Regions from separate parts of the Mus musculus genome. Here region 2 is linked to region 1. Evidence: chromatin loops called from intact Hi-C (ENCODE). Cell type or tissue: heart. All regions are shown on one strand. Each heading gives the region's core, and the rest is flanking DNA. Links, peaks and the distances in the headings are about the cores only.

Region 1 (7,972 bases), core at 1,975-6,974:
TCATTTAATCAAATGTTGAATATATTGTCATCAAGATGTTTATTATACTTTAGTGCTATGTACTAATTTAAATGAATTTTCATTCTACAGAATCTATATGGCAATTATACCTCTCATTCCAGAGATTAGTAAATTGTAGGTATTGTCATCTTTCCTAATCAAACTCTGGCTAAAATTTTATCAATTTTATGTTCCCAGTTGGTTAACTTAATTTACTCTAGTATTTTCCTCTCTCCTGCTTTTATTACCTCCCTCTTCTGTTTTCCTTGGATCAAATTCATTTTACTATGCCAGTGTCTTTGAGTAGAAGATGAGGTAATTGATTTGAGAACTGATTCTTTGCAGATACGGCCACAGGGCCCAATAAATGTCTTCCTAGCACCATCTTGATTGCATCCTCCAAATCTGGGGCTGTTTTGTTTTTATTTGACTCAATACAAAATATTTTTAGCTCCCCTTGTGATTTTTTTTGACTTGATCAGTTTGGAAATTTTCTGTTTCATTTTAAAATAGTTGAGGCGTTCCCAGAATCTTTGTATTATTAATTTGTAATTCAATTAGGCTTAATTGGTGGGCATACTGCATATGACTGGGTCTGTTCTGAATTTACTGAGGCCGTTTTCATTTACTGAGCCCGGAGTATAGCATGTTATGGTAAATACTTAATGTGTACTTGGCACTAAGCGAATTCTGTGCCATGGCTTTTCGAATGTCTGCTGCTTGCACTTTTCCCTGTCTTATCACTTATTAGGGGAGTATCTTTGCATTCCCCATGGAAAACTGGGAACTCATTAGTTTCTCCTTGTAATTTTGTCAGCTATTCTCAGCCGAGGTTTAAAAGTTTGGTCACTAGTTTTGTGAAAATCTAATATTTTAGGTTTTCTCTATTAGTTGGTTCTGTTTTCATTATGATTTTACTGTGTGTGTGTGTGTGTCCTTTAATTAGTTATTTGAGAATTTCATACATGCATACAATGTACTTTGAACATATTCACTTCCTACAAGTTGAGTGTTTGCATTTAAGCATTATATACTTTAATATATGTTCTTATAAAAAATGATTAAATTGAATGTTTAATGGGATTACTAACTGGCTCCTTTTAATTTCCAACCAAGAATCCATATCTCTTGGAGTTCATCCTAGGTTTTATGGATAGGAAGGAATTTATAGGGTAAAAGGAATTATTAGGAAGTTGTAGAAATAAAGGTTGACAGAAGTTTTGAGATATCCCAAATCGGAGGAGTCGCAGCAAAGCCATCTGCAGGTGCCTGCATAACCTGTGACACCAACCTGAGAAACTCCTTGTAGGGCGTTGGAGGGGACATGCAGCCCTGCCACCAGAAGACAATAGCCTTTCGTTTCCACCTGGAGTTAAAGGTCACGGAAGTGCCTCTAACGGGAAGAGTCTAATTAGATCACGCCGACAAGAAATAGTTTCCAGTGTTTATGCCTTGGCGGGATGTGGGAAAGCTCAGAAGAGAGTTACGGCTTTTAGGAATCAATGAACGGCACCCCTCTCCCAGGCCCAAGCTCCGCATGCAAGCACTGTGGGCATTCCCTGAGAGTAGATCCACCTGCCCATCATTTTAGGAGCTCATCCACTCATCCGTCCGTACACTTGCTCATTCTGCAAACACTGCATTACCATCCCATGCTTGCAGAATACTAGCATATGCAAAGTGTCAGGCCCTGTCGTCAAGTGCAGAAACACAACAAAAGGAGCCTGCGAGGCTCAGCGTGTAAGGGAGCTTGCAGAGCAGTCTGGGGGCCTGGATTCCATCCCTGGAGCTCACCCAGAAGAAGGAAACAACCAACCAGCAATTGCCTTCGGATCTCCACATGCGTGTCTCCTCACCAGATAAATACAATTTAAAACACTCCATAATTTAAGATGGTAAAGACGTATACAGCTGTTATATATTTAAGTAAACACTAAGATGTTGAGTCATTGGGATAACGTAGTTCTATAATCCCAGCCCTTGGAAGATGGAAGCAGGAGGATCAGGAGTTCAAGGCCACCCTCAGTTATATAGTGAGCCCAGGGCCTGCCTGGGCTACTTGAGACCATGTGTTAATAAAATAAAATAATTACGTGGAAAGAAACCTAAAGTATCACATATTCCATACAGCATTTCATTGCTGATTCTGTTCCTCTCCAGTCGAAGTTGCTGCACTGCAGTGGGATTTAGCCTTTGTAGAACACACAGCACACATCTCTGTTCGCAAGCATTTTAGACCTTGATTGACGGGACCGTGGGAATCATTTTGTGGCTAATTTTTGCATCTCTAGTCTTTAGCACAGTGACAGTTTCTTGTTTAATTTTCAGTGACTATTCTAGAACAACGCATGATAATTAAAGCCCTTAGCAGGATCTATCAGAGATTTTTACGTTAGAGAGCCCATGATCTATTGAGGAAGATTCATCAGCCAGTGGTATAACACAATGAATTTCATGGTATAATATGTACAGGCGATAACAAGGGGCAATCACATCCTGTAGGCTAGCTCTGGGGAAGGCTCCTGAGGAGCAGAGATAGCGGGAATGCACCTTGAAGGGTCAAGGAGAATTTACCCAGAGATGGGAGTGGAGGACACAGCCAGCTGCAGAAACAGACTTTAAATATAGACAGAGCGCTCAAAGACAACCAGTGCGTGTCAGAGAGCGCCTAGCCCTGGAGTGGTGGAGCCAGAGCCAGAAGAGAAACCTGGGCAGGAAATCTGAGCCAAACTGGAAAGTTTGATATGCTGTGCTAAGAAGGTTGAGTTTTGTTCCTTCTTGGTGGCTTTAAGCAGAGAAATGACAGGATCTGTATTTCTAAAATGCCAGTGGCCGTATACAAAACTGGATTCTCAAGGAAGCAAGTGAGTAGGGGCCACTTGCAAATGCAATGTGCTGAGATAATGGGGAAGTGAGGGGGGGGGTTGTGCTGAAGGAGAGGGAGGGAGGGAGGGATGGAGGGAAGGAGGCAGGGAGGGAGGGAAGGGAGGGAGGGAGGACCACACATCCCTGAGGAACCTTCTAGGTAGGCACAGATAGAATGGGGAGGCAGACTGGAGAGTCTCTGTACACTCACAGTATCAACTCCTTCTTGCAGTTTGGAGTTTGTTTAATTGTTTGTATAATCCAAGGTGGCCTTGAATGTTCATTTATCATTTTTTAAAGGAGAAGCATATGTCTGTCTTTGAATTTGGGACTCTCATTAATCAGTGGAACCATCCCTGCGCGTTCCCTGACTTCTGTCTATGGTCTTTATGGGCGCTCAGACCCCTGCGCTCTCATCACTGAGGAGAACGGCCATTGACTGTCTTCTCAGAGCTCATCTGAATTAACTTTATATCCCTTTGTAAAGGATGAGGCCAGGGTAGAGAAGCAGCCGAGAGGCGGCCTGAGAGGCAGGTCCTCATTGGCTCCTTGTTCTTCCAAGTGAGCAATTTGCCTCTTTAGAGACTCCCAGGCATGAGTCAGAGCTCTTCCCGAATCACAGTTCTCAAGAGAATGTTTCCACATGACCAAAACACAAAACAAACAAAAAGCAAAACAACAAAAGCAACAACAACAACAACAAAAACCTAGAAACAAAAAAGCAAAACCAAAACCTAAAAAATCCAAACCCGAAACAAGAAGCTCAGCAGAGGAGAAACGAACAAACTTCTGTGACAGGAGAGGAAGGGCCAGCAAAACTGTGGTCTTTGACAGCATTTGTGAGCATAGGTCACACAGCGCCACATAAAGCTAGACATAGATGTGTCTGGGAAGAGAGAATCTCGACTGGGGAATTTCTTCCATCACGTGAGTCTGTCTACAGCGCCTTTTATCACTTAGTACTTGTGGTGGCACACGCCTTTAATCCCAGCACTTGGGAGGCAGAGGCAGGCGGATTTCTGAGTTCAAGGTCAGCCTGGTCTACAAAGTGAGTTCCAGGACAGCCAGAGCTACACAGAGAAACTCTGTCTCGAAAATCAAAAACAAAAACAAAACAAAACAACAACAACAAAATCACTTAGTACTTGATGCAAGCGGTCCCAGCTGAGCGTGGGTACAGGACTCCTAGGCAGGTAGACCTGGCCTGTATAAGAAAGATAGCTAAGCATAGGGGAGGCCTGCCAGGGAGCGCTCCTCCATGGTCTCTGCTTCAGTTCCTGCCTCTAGCTCCTGCCTTGACTTCCCTCAGTGACAGACAAAGACTGAAAGCAGAAGATGAAATAAACCATTTCATCCCCAGATTGTTTCCGGTCCCGGTGTTTTTGACAACAGCAGAAAAGCCAGCAAGGACAGCATCAGAACAACTGCTTAAAAATCAACAGAAACGGATCCTTACTTTCATCTCTACTTCTAAAATGCTATAAATTGAAATATGTAAACTTTAAATGTTTAAATAGCCCCGGTAAGATCACCCTATCATTTAAGTAGACAACTGTTGCTTCTTGCCCAACTAGAATTAAGAAGCTCCAAAAATTTCAGAGAGGCAAGAGTCTCTTTCTCCGGTACAAGAAAGAGACATTTAACTGTGGCCTTCCAGCATCTTCCCACTTTGGCTGCTTCTTTGGAAATAAAAATTTTATTCCCCTGATAATTTTGTGCCGAGTGGTGATTGTCAAGACATCGGCCAACAGGTGGCGCTGCAGGTCCGTGTCAACGTAATTACGAGGCGCCTCTGGTTTTGTATAGAAACAGAAAATCCACCTGTCCTCCACAGGAAATCACAGGGTCTCCTGGAATAGCCTAAAAGGCTTCCAATAAATATAAACCCCAAGGATTTATAGCACTTCTTACTGCTTGCCCAGAGTCCTGTGCTAGAGAAAGGACTACCCGAAAAGTTTGACACTTACAGCTGTTTAAATATATAGGAAAGGGGCAACGCGTAGAACTAAAAGTCAACGTTCCAGCCTGGGATTATATAGCATGATTTACAGATGTCGTGATGAAAACCAGGAAGGATGTTACAGACGTTGCAACCATTTGAGTCTCACTGTTCACCGGCCAGATCTGCAGTGCTGAGCTTGAACTTGCTACCCAGCCCAGAATAACCGTATATGCCCGATCCTCCAGACCCCAGTTCCCAAGTGCTAGGATTAAAGGCATGCAACACCGTGCCGGGTTCTAAGTGGTTCTGGAGCTCAAATCCAGGGCTTCTGATATGTTAAGCAAGTATTGTATCTGGTGAGCCACTTCACCAGCCTGCAGAACTGCGGTTCGTAATCAGAGACGAACGGTCCTATTTGATAGTATTCTTAACTATAGTTGAACGCAAGCAAGCTGCCGTTGTTGTAAAAGGAGAAACCAAGATCCAGCAATGGGCAATGCCAAGACTGTTGAGTAGTAGGTCCTAAATCCTAGAGGTCTGGCTCAAACTTAGCTCAGAGATCTGCTTGTCTATGCCTCGTCAGCCCTGGGATTATGAGCGAGTGCCACCATGAACAGCCATTTTTATGTGGGGTGTGAAGATTGAACTCGGGTCCTCCTGCTTGCAAGGCAAATGCTTTCCTGACAGAGCTATCATCTCTCCCGCTGGAGAAACACCTTCTTCCGACACACCCTTTACTTCCTGGACAAGTCACACTACAGAGAACTCCTCTAGAGTTTCTTTGTTCAAGAACAGCCTTTGAAGAGGCGGCTGTTTAAGGCTTCAGCCCACAGAAGAACGGAGGGATAGGCTGAGCTGTAGTGGGGGAAGGGAGGCCAATGCTGTTTCTTCCTGTTGGTCACAGAGGAGGGAGCAGTTTTACACATTCCTGTGGCCCTGACTTCTGAAAGGACTTCTTCAGAGACTGCAACTTGTCCAGATGCACAAAGACCATCTTCACTTGGTCTGGTTTCTAAATTGCTCTTGGTGGGAATGTCTTCCGCAGCTGCTCGAGAAGGCTGAGCCAGCTGAAGACCAGGAGGGAGTGGCTCTTCAGTCATTATCTTCCTTCCAGAAAAAGCGATTTAGGGAATCCTTTAACAATAGAAAACTGGGCAGTTGTGCACAATTCAGTGCTTGGAGGGAGAGGCACAAGTTCAAGGTCACCACTGGCTGCACACAGTTCATAAAATCTACTCCTACCCCAAATCCCCCCAAAAAGGAGAAAAGAGAAATTGAATGCTCTAATAGAGAATTTATTATCTGCTAAACTTTAATCAATAATAGCTAATGCGTTAAATCATCGATTTTTTTTTCAATTTCTTACTACAATCTGGATGACCGGACTGGGTTTGTTTGCTTGTGAGAGGTGTTGGAGAGCTGAAATCCATCCTTGCACACAGTAGGGCAAGTCCTTGCTGAGCTACACCTCTGACCTCTCCAGAGTTTGAAGTTTGTTTTCTGCTGATAAACTCTGAGATTCATACTGGTGAAATTAGTTGTCCAAGGTCACAACTTATAAGGAGCCAGCACATCCCTGCAAGTGACTCAGACCACTGCAGATGGTAGGACCAAGTCCCATCCTCAAATTTGTCTGATTCCTTGCTAGGGTCTTATTTTTGGTGGTATTTGTGTTGGTGTCAGTGTATATGTGTGCCTATGTGTGTGCACATGCCTCGGTGGGGGGTAGGGTGGGAGGATGGAGGGCCTGAGACTGTAGAAGGAGATGATATTTTAAAGTGCTAAGCTCGGGTGTCTTACACTAAAGCCTGGCCCCTTTCGATGGATCATCTTGTTAATGTATTCCCTTTTGGGTAAATCTACTGTGATTTGATGGGGAACTGCATCACATGTTAAATAAAAAGCCTACAGTGTGTAGCCTCATTATGGCAACACAAAGCCTCCTTTCAAAATCAGACATCTGGGCCTCTGCAACCCGAGAGGAGAGTCTGTCCAGCTTCAAAGATGGGGGAGCCTGGCAAGGCAGACGCTTGCAATATGATCCCCTACTTTTGCTGCCCCTCAGAGAATCTCTCCCTTTGTTCCTGAATGGAGGAGTGAAAAATCAGAGCAGTCTCACTTCCCTTTGCCCTGGTTCTGTGCACTCCGGGAAAGTATCGCACAGGTGTGTATTGTAAATGTTTATATTGCCTACGAGGAGAACGGAGACAGCTTTCCAACTAAGATGGGAGTTTGCACTGGGTGATTCAGTTTCATGGTTTTTCCCTGCCTCTTTCCCAGGGAGTACCAGGCAAGAATGTGAACGACGATGTGTCACAGAAAGCCTGCATCCATATCCTAAGAGTTCGAGTGCTGAGTTTTCTCCTGTGGTCACTTGGTGAGCTGTGGGGATGGCTAGCCTTGGCTCAAGGGTGGAGGGTGCCAGGCTATTTGTAGCATCCAGTCTCAGCTTCAAGTTTGGGCAGATTTGGGCAAATAGTATAGAAATGTCTGAATTTAAAACAAAACAAAAGAAAAAAAGAGACAGGAATGACAAACTGTGTGTCTGTCATCAGTCTGTCCGCTTGAAGGCTCAGCTCTGCCATAAGTCGTATGCCTCTGGCGCCATTAGCTGATTGGCCTGCTGGTTCAATGATGTCAGTAGTCCAGGGCTGGTCAGAAATTGAACAGAGGTGAGGGTGATGTCAGAAGCAGGCTCCTTATATCTTTTCTGTCTTTGGTTGCTGCTGAGCTAAAGAAAACGCCCAGCTCTCTGGCAAGCAGAACTTCTAGCCCTCCCCTGACTCAACTGCCCCTTTCTCTCCTACTCCATGCAATAGGAAAACCATCCATTTTCAGCTGTTCCGAGCTTGGGCAGTTAGGGGACCCCACAATAGGAAAAAGAATGTGTCTAATAGGCCAAGTACACACAACCAAAGTCCTGCCACTGCCACCTGGTGCTGGTGGTGGCACTGGCGAGTTCAGAACCCCCTATTTAGTGAGGAGAAGGCCAAACATTTCTCCCCATGTGTTTAATTTCCTTTCTGTATATGGCCATCTAGATAAATTCTGGATCCCAAGATGGGAGTTTCAAAGAGATACTGTGTGTGTCAATGATGTGAAAGCAGAAACGGAGCTGTCTGGAAGAAGAAACAGACGAGTATACACAAGGGAGGAGAGAGGAGG
Region 2 (7,972 bases), core at 1,006-6,005, 600 kb after region 1:
GTGACTGTATCCAGAATGAATCCCCAGGTGGGACAGTCTCTGGATGGCCTTTCCTTCAGACTCTGCTCTGCACTTTGTCTCCATATTTGCTCCTGTGCGTATGTTGTTCTCCTTTCTAAGAAGGACCTTAGCACACACTTTGGTCTTCCTTCTTCTTGAGCTTCATGTGGTCTATGAATTGTATTTTATAATTCCACACTATTATCTCGACCTCAAGTCTGTCTTCTGCCCCAATCTGTTAGGTCTTACTGCTCTGTTTTGTATGCGTGTTAAAGTCCAGATGTGTGTTATCACTGACAAGGACACTTTAAGAGGTGTGTCCTATTGGAAGGGTGTTAGGCCATTGGGGTCATGCTTTCAAAGAGATGTCGGTGCTCTTTCTTTCTTTTTTTTTTTTTTTCTTTGTCTTTTTATTTTTCTTGTGTTTTTGTTGTCTTAGCTTCCTGGAAGTCATGAAGCAAGCAGCTTTGTTTCCACAAATGTCCCTACCAACATGGTCCATGCCAGCCAAAATGTCCCCCCAAAAAACACCCCTCCCCCCACGTCTCTTAATCAGATACATGGGTTTGGTTTGCCCAATGTTCTTCAGCTCTTGAACTTCAGGCTTCTTGATACAGGTACTGAAGTTTTCATGGTACTGCCCCAGACCCATCAAACTAAATATGCCATGTATCAAATATATTATTATATCTGTATGTTTTGGTGGCTCATTCCCGCTCTACCTCAGTTATAACCATGACATCAGGATCCACCCACTACAACTTTCTGGATCTCTGCCCTAGTCAGCCTTTCTCAGCTCACTTCTTTCTATGTCATACTATTTTCTGCCATAACATATGTCCGCACAACAGGCATCATACCACTGATCTCCTTTCCATGTCTCTTGTGTTCTTCTATAGGTCACTGGAATGTCTCCTCTGCCTTCCACCATCCTATTTCATTAAGTGTTGTCAGCCTGCCCACCTATCACACTGTAAAGTGCAGTATCATTTCAGGACAATAAACAGAGGTTCTGGTTACCCTGGCATTAACGGTGTATCAGTAGAAAGTTCTTGAACAAAGACATACTCAGCTGTATTTGCCTTTTGTGCTTCAGCCTCTAGGTTCTTCCAGCAGAGAATACAAATGTGATACTAAAAACACAGCAGCTCTCTGTTACCAAGGAAGAAGCACAAAGATAAAAAGGTAGCAAGAAGTGAGGTCCACGATACCAGGGACAGAGCTCCCCTATCAGGTCTGGGCTGCTTCCACTCTGTAGACGATAGCCCAAGCCACCTTTTGGTGACCACGTGGATTACCAGCCAACATATTTAGTAGGAAGGCCACATCCTCTTAGCCTGTCTCTTCATGATGCTTTCATCTGCCTTGGACAATCCGATTCTCTTCCCCAAACTGACTCCAAAATTCAGCTTCAGAGATGTTATTTTGTTCATGCACAAAAGTCCACACTGTCTGGCCACAAGATCTTTGTTTTGGCTTTTGTGCAAACCATTCCATAACAAGGTTCCAGCTTGTGCTGCGGGTTGCATGGCTAATGGCTCCATCCATGCAGGTATGGGACATTTAAGCCATCGGAAAATGCTGTGCACTTCTGCAGTTGCCTGGCTGTGCCAAGATCTTTACTTTTCTGCATACATTTTTTTTCTTGTCATCTCTACTTGATAAATATCCTCCACTCATCCTTCAGAGTCAAGCTCAAATGCTGCCTCCTCCCCCTCCTCCCTGTGGCTTCTTCTGTGCCTTTGCCAAGCTTAGAGGTGATTTAGACACATCGTCTTTTTTGTCTGAGAGCACCTTGCTTGTGCACAGTGGCATAAGAGTTAAGACTGTTATGGCCCCGTGGGTTGGAGGCCACACAACTTTGATCATAGCACCTTGACTGCCTCATCTGTGAAAATCTGGAGGATGTAAGGAGTTGGAATATGTGTTGTTAGAAGGGAAACACATATCCCTCTTAAGTACTTACTGGCCATTACATCACCATTAACTGTCATGCTCAGACAACCCTCTAGGCTATAAGTGACTGTCCATCTCTTTATCATCTAGTACTCGGGCAGTATAGCTTATCACTAACATCAGGAAATGCATGTCAAAAGTGTGACAGATACTAGGCCATATCAAATTTAAATTGCGTATCTAAGAAGGATGAATCCCACTCGTTGTTGAGTGCTTGGCCACTAGACTCCATTTTAAATGCATGTCTCATGTTACCAACACTCATCAAATCTACCTAACTTTTAGAAAAAAAAAAAAAACCATTGAGGAGAGGAAGGGCAAACCCCACCAGGCTGGTACCGAATGACACAAAACATGCCAAGACATCTGACTGGTGTAACTTCCCAAGAAGTCGTGAAGAGAAAGAAGAGTGTGTGTGCAGTTTTGGTTTTGTTGTGGTTGCTTTGTTTTCTTGTTTGTTTGTTTGTTTTACAGAAAAGTACTATGCCCTCACACCCTCAACATGGCTTTTAGCTCACAAAGCCATCTTCTGCTGCCTTGAATGTTCAATGCCCCCTGCAGGTTTGCATGTGAAAGCTTCTCCCTAAGATGCTGGTACTATTTAGGCACTGCTTGGTGAAGTCTTCAGGAAGTGAAACCAGGTTGGGAGAAATGAGTCAATGGAGATGGACCTTAGCTATTTTCCAGTTTGCACTGCTTCTAGATCTGCCCAGATGTGAGACAGCTGCCTCAGCCCTGCCATCACAGTGGAGGACAGCGTGAGCCACAATACCTTCTCTGCCAAGAAGATAAATGTATTGTCAATCTGCAAGGCAAAATGAATGAATCCTCCCCTTCCCTCCCTGCTCTCCCTTCTTCTCCCCTCTTCCCAGCTCTACCCACTTTCTTTCCAGCGCTTCTTGTTAGTTTTTGGTTACAAAGTTAACACCCCCTGAGCTTGTTTAAACTGAAGCTCTTGGCTAGGGCTAAAGCTAAAGGCCTAGAGTGTTCTACACAGAGCTGAACACCATTTCTACAGCATATATGACAGTGTCAACAGTAGTTATGGGCATTCAATTTTGAGATGACATCCAGCATTTTATGGCCACTGGGAATGTAGAAAAAGCCAGGCCAGGAAGAAAATACAGAATGAAATGAGGGACAGCAGGGAAAAGTGCATTTTATAAGATCACTTCAGTGATATTTTATTCAAACTGAAGGCAACAGAAATTCTTAAAATATATAGTATCTCTCAAAGAGAAGTTCCCTGGTCACATGCTTTTTCACACACCCCTCCCAAAAGAGACTGGAAAAACAAAAACAAAATGGAAAAAAAAAAATCACAGAAGTTACGAAAGAAGAGAAAAAAAAATCTTGGTAGGGTAACAGCTAGTCACCCTTGGGGCTGGGGAAGGGAGATGAAAATAAAGCATGGCTGGAAATCATGGCTTTGTCAAAAGACAGGTTTTTGAAACTAGAAACAATTTGTACAATGTTTCTTCTGACCAGACCGTTTCCTCCACTGCGATCCCATAAAGTCTGGGCGGGAGCCAGTTGGCAAGGTTCCTCACAGCTGTCCAGATAAGGGTCACAGAGGCGGAAACTAGAAAGCTTTAAACGCTGGGATCATTTCCTTGCTTCTCAGCATTTTGAAGGCAGGGGGCCTTTTGGTCACTGATATCTGCGTTTGCTCCTTGCAGCCCAGCTTGGGAAAATAACAAGATCAGTTCCTTGAAAGGCTTTCCAATCAGAGAAGTTCAGGGTCCCACTCTAAGCATTTAAGTGCAATAAACGGCTTCTCCTGGGCCAGAGGGTTCTAGAAAGACTAACACCATTTTTAAAGGTTCAGACGATGCTGTAACGAGTTACATAAAAACCCTCGACCAGTGTAAATGTCAGTGGGGAAGGGATGTGTTCAGGAGAGAGACCTGCGTAATCAATTCTTTGGAACTGCAGCTAAGGAGTCTTACTGGAAATAACAGAGCCGGTTTATGACACACAGCGCCAACGTGTAATAGCTATTTACATCTCGGGAGGGAGCCTGGCTGCTCTGGACCAGTTACCTGGATGAGCTAAGGGTAGAAAAGCACTCTTTCCAAATATATCCTCCAGCCGTGGGCCGCTGGAAGGCTTGCTAGGGTATGAAGAGCAGATAGACTGTTGGAAGACCATTTGTTTGGATGGATGCATTTTAAATATCAAAGGTGCACGAGGGTATGTACAGTCTCATGCCCCTGCCACCAAACCAGGAATATTATATAACCTTTGCCCTAAGACTGATCTACCAGGAGCAGCTCAACCACCATTGATCTTTTGGGTCATTTGGCTTATTTTTCTTGAAGAGTCCTTGGTGTTAAATTTCCAGTCTTTTGTGTCTGTTTCCTGGTGGGAAAGGAAATCATGAGTGGGATGGACTGACCAGCAACTGGAAACTGTATAAATGGAATTACAGGCACAGCCTGATGTCAGACCTGGAAGTCTGAAGTCTACGTAAGTTGTTTCTTCCAGGAATGTTCATGGACAGTCTTAGTCTGCAATTATGAAACTCAAAGTGTCTAACACTCTTTGTGGACTCTACATAATAATTTGACTCAAATTGTCATGTCAGGTGGCTCAGGATCCACTTGCTGGATTCACTGCAGACTGTAGCCGAGGAATAAACTGCAATTTTAACTTCTTTCCAAAGTCTCAAATTCAAAACTTAGAGACAGTGACATTTATTTGCTTACCAGCAAAACATACGCGCTGGCTCCCAGTCTTTCATGTGCTAACTAATCCTAATTATGTGCTCAGAGATAAGGCAAGGTTTGCACGGGTTGACTTTCCCAATTTATTGACTTTGTCTACTTTGTTGTTGTTAGCTGAGATTCAGACTTTAGGACATTAAAATTGGTAGTTAAGAGTCAGTAAAGGAGAGGGGCTTCCACTGAAAGTGTCAAAAATAACGAGAAAGGGAGAAAATATTAGTACCACAAGAAACGCAATCACATGCAAATTTAAAGCATACATCATCAGGAAAGTTTGCCATTCACTTTCCAACTTCTGCTTCCAAACTACAGAGCCCGGTACCAGCAGAGAGACCCGAAATCCCTTAGACTGCAAGAGCAGTTACACTTCTGTTCTTCCAAACTGGACCTTCAGCTTTAAAGTCCTAACGTCAACCCCCCATTTTGTTACTCTTCTTCTCAATGTGGCCACCAGTATCATATCATATAAATATAGGGTTTGTTTGTTCTTTTCTTTTCATTCTTTGTCAATTCAACAGGAGCTGAAGTTACCTGAGAAGAGGAAACTCGGTTAAGAAAATGGCCTGTAGACAAGTCTGTGGAGGCATGCTCTTAATGAATGACTAATGTGGAAGGGTCCAGCCCACAGTGGGCAGTGTCACCTCTGGGAAGGTGGTCCTGGGTTGTATAGAGAGCTGAGCAAGCAGTGTGGAGTAAACCAGCATACAGCACTCCTCCATGGCCTCTGCATCAGCTCTTGTCTCCCCATTCCTGCCTTGGGTTCCCACCCTGACTTCTCTGGATGATGGACTACAGGCTGGAAGATGAGGTAAGCCTCTCCAAGATGCTTTGGTGATGTGTTTTAATCACAGCAACAGAAACCCTAACTAAGACAGTGGTCCAGGAGCAGTACTCCTCCTCCTCCTCCTCCTCCTCCTCCTCCTCCTCCTCCTCCTCCTCCTCCTCCCTCCTTCCTCTTCCTCCTCCTCCCTCCTTCCTCCTCTTCTTCCTCTTCCTCCTCCTCCTTCCTCCTTCCTCCTCCTCCCTCCTTTCCCCTCTTCCTCCTCCTCCTTTCCTCTTCCTCCTCCTTTTCCTCTTCCTCCTCCTCCTCCTTTTCTTTTTCCTCTTTTTCTTCTGATTTAAGTATCTAACTTAGTTCTCTTTCATAACCTACATCAGAAATCAGCACAGTCATGGGCTCAATACCAGGCTCAGGCAAACCAAGCATTGTGACACACAGACATTGACTATTAAAGAAGAGTAAAAGCTGTTATGTGTATATAGTTCATACTAGATATAACACAAAGCATGCAAAAGCTTGTTTTATGATCTCTTTGGTCATGTGCCTTACTGCGGTCACTATAAAATTTTAAAACTGACCTTATTTGAGAAAGTTATTTTAGACACTGACTTCTTATTTCAATCATTTCATTCCTCTGTTTTTATTAAAGGACCAGCCTCATTGCCATTTGCCAAAGAGAAGGTCATTGTTTTCCACAATGAAGTATATGTGAAACATTCTTAGTAGCTCCTAGAATATAGTGGGACCATAATACCTTGTGGGTTTTTTATTCAATATTTAAGGTTTCTTTATTCTCATTAATGGTATGCATATGTGGATATCTTTGTATGTGTGTGCACCATGTGCATGCAGTACCAACAAATGTCAGAAGTGGGCATTGCATCCCATGGAACCTGAGTCACAGGAGGTTTTAATCTGCTAATATGGGTGCTGCAAACATGTTGAGTTTTCCTAATTATCTAGATCATATTTGAATGATAGGGGCTTCAAAGAGGGACCAAGCAAGGTGAATGAACTCAGGGAGGAGCTAAGGTTGGTCAGGAATATACTGCGTTTAGGGGCTAAAATGACCGGCCTGCTGAGTGTCAAATGTAAGGAAGGGAGATCACTCTGGGTTGATGTCTTCGTGATGGCATCCAAAGTGACAATGAAGAAGCCAGGCATGAAGAAAAGGAGGGTAGAACAAGTCACAAACAGACATATAAGATGTAAGGAGCCACTGCTTAAGGAAGGTAGCATATGCACATTGTGCTCTGTGTCCATAAGTCCTTAACAAGGGCACAAGCTCACTACAGCTGTGCTGCAAGTGGCTACTGCTCCACCCCACTTTCCAACGGCAGCCACAGGCACACACGTGGGCATCGATGCTGCTCTATGCATGAACAGAGGATCTGAAAACCATGATGACATTTTATGTGTCAGACATGTGCTAAGCCCAAGAGATGAAGAACATGATGTTCTTCTCTAAAGACGTAGCCACTTCTCGCCTTTAATGAGTCCAGGGCCTCAGAGGACCATGGAAAAGAAACAAGACTGCGTGGTCCTAGTATCCTAAATGGACATTTCGGTAGAGAGAATGAAGACCTATAAGCATTACAGAGGAAGGATATCAGTGATAGTAAGTAGCAAAACCCAAAGCAATCTCAAGCTGAGTCTCAAAGAGGCGTTGTCTGGATTAGGCCAGTTATGGCCAAGCCTGTGAGGGATTTTGTGAATTAGGTCATGTCAGGTAGGAAGACCCAGCCCTACATGTGGCTGGCACCATTTCTGGGACTGGGTCCTGAACTGAAAGAAGAGAAGATTGCAAGGTGATCAGTAGCAGTCAGATATTGGTCCATTGTTCTGTGCTCTCTGCAGGTGTGATGTGACCAGTTCTCCCCAGCTCCTGCCCATGTGACTCCCCTGCAATGGTGGGCTGAAAGCTGGAATACTGAGCTGGAACACACCTTTTCTCCCCTCTGCTGCTTTAGCCAGGGCATTTTACCATAGCAACAGGAAACGAAACTAGCACGGTGTCTAAGTCATTTGCTAGAGGAAGGAGAAGCCTTGCTGGATGTCAGGGCAAAGCAATAGAGGCATCACAGAAGAGGGGATGTGCAAGGGACAAAGGGCAAGAGTCGGTTTTTGCCCCAGATTTGATTTCATATTGTGGCAACGTGGGACAAGTCTTCATTTCTCTCTGCAGATTGTCAACTGCAGATGTCGATCATCACATTAATTAGAAAAACCCAGTGGTGTATTTGGGACTCACAGTATAATTTCTGTGCTTAGTGAGCACAGAAATTATGAAATGTAGCATGATCGTGATTCCTGTTTCAAGCACAGGAAACAGGCACCAAAGTATACTTGTAGATGATACAATGTATGGATAGACATGGTGAGTGGGGAGAAAGGGTGTGGACCATTCTACATGCAGGCAGCCCATGATGCTAAGACAGAGACACTGCTAGGAGGGCCACCATAGAAAGGCAGACCCCATCCCACAAAAGCTCAACAGCTGTATAGGCCA

Evidence for each region. Peaks named below come from ENCODE experiments on the same cell type or tissue, not always from the same donor. Only the 100,000 strongest peaks of a DNase experiment are listed, where the experiment ranks them.
Region 2: a loop joins it to region 1, with 3 times the contacts of the local background. A loop is called at or near these places in 3 of 42 quality-filtered maps.

Annotation. Positions count from the first base shown.
Region 1 is chr9:116,421,824-116,429,795 of GRCm38, forward strand. No RefSeq gene overlaps it. Among named protein-coding and RNA genes, the nearest start is that of Gm31559, 33 kb to the left of the region's middle. In heart, for the core only: a CTCF peak has its summit at 4,616 (motif pointing right); no DNase peak of the experiment used is centred there.
Region 2 is chr9:117,027,514-117,035,485 of GRCm38, forward strand. All of the region lies in intron 3 of Rbms3 (RNA binding motif, single stranded interacting protein), which reads right to left. Among named protein-coding and RNA genes, the nearest start is that of Gm39452, 160 kb to the right of the region's middle. In heart, for the core only: CTCF peaks have their summits at 2,525 (motif pointing left) and 3,584; DNase peaks (open chromatin) are centred at 2,658 and 3,498; H3K27ac peaks cover 691 bases.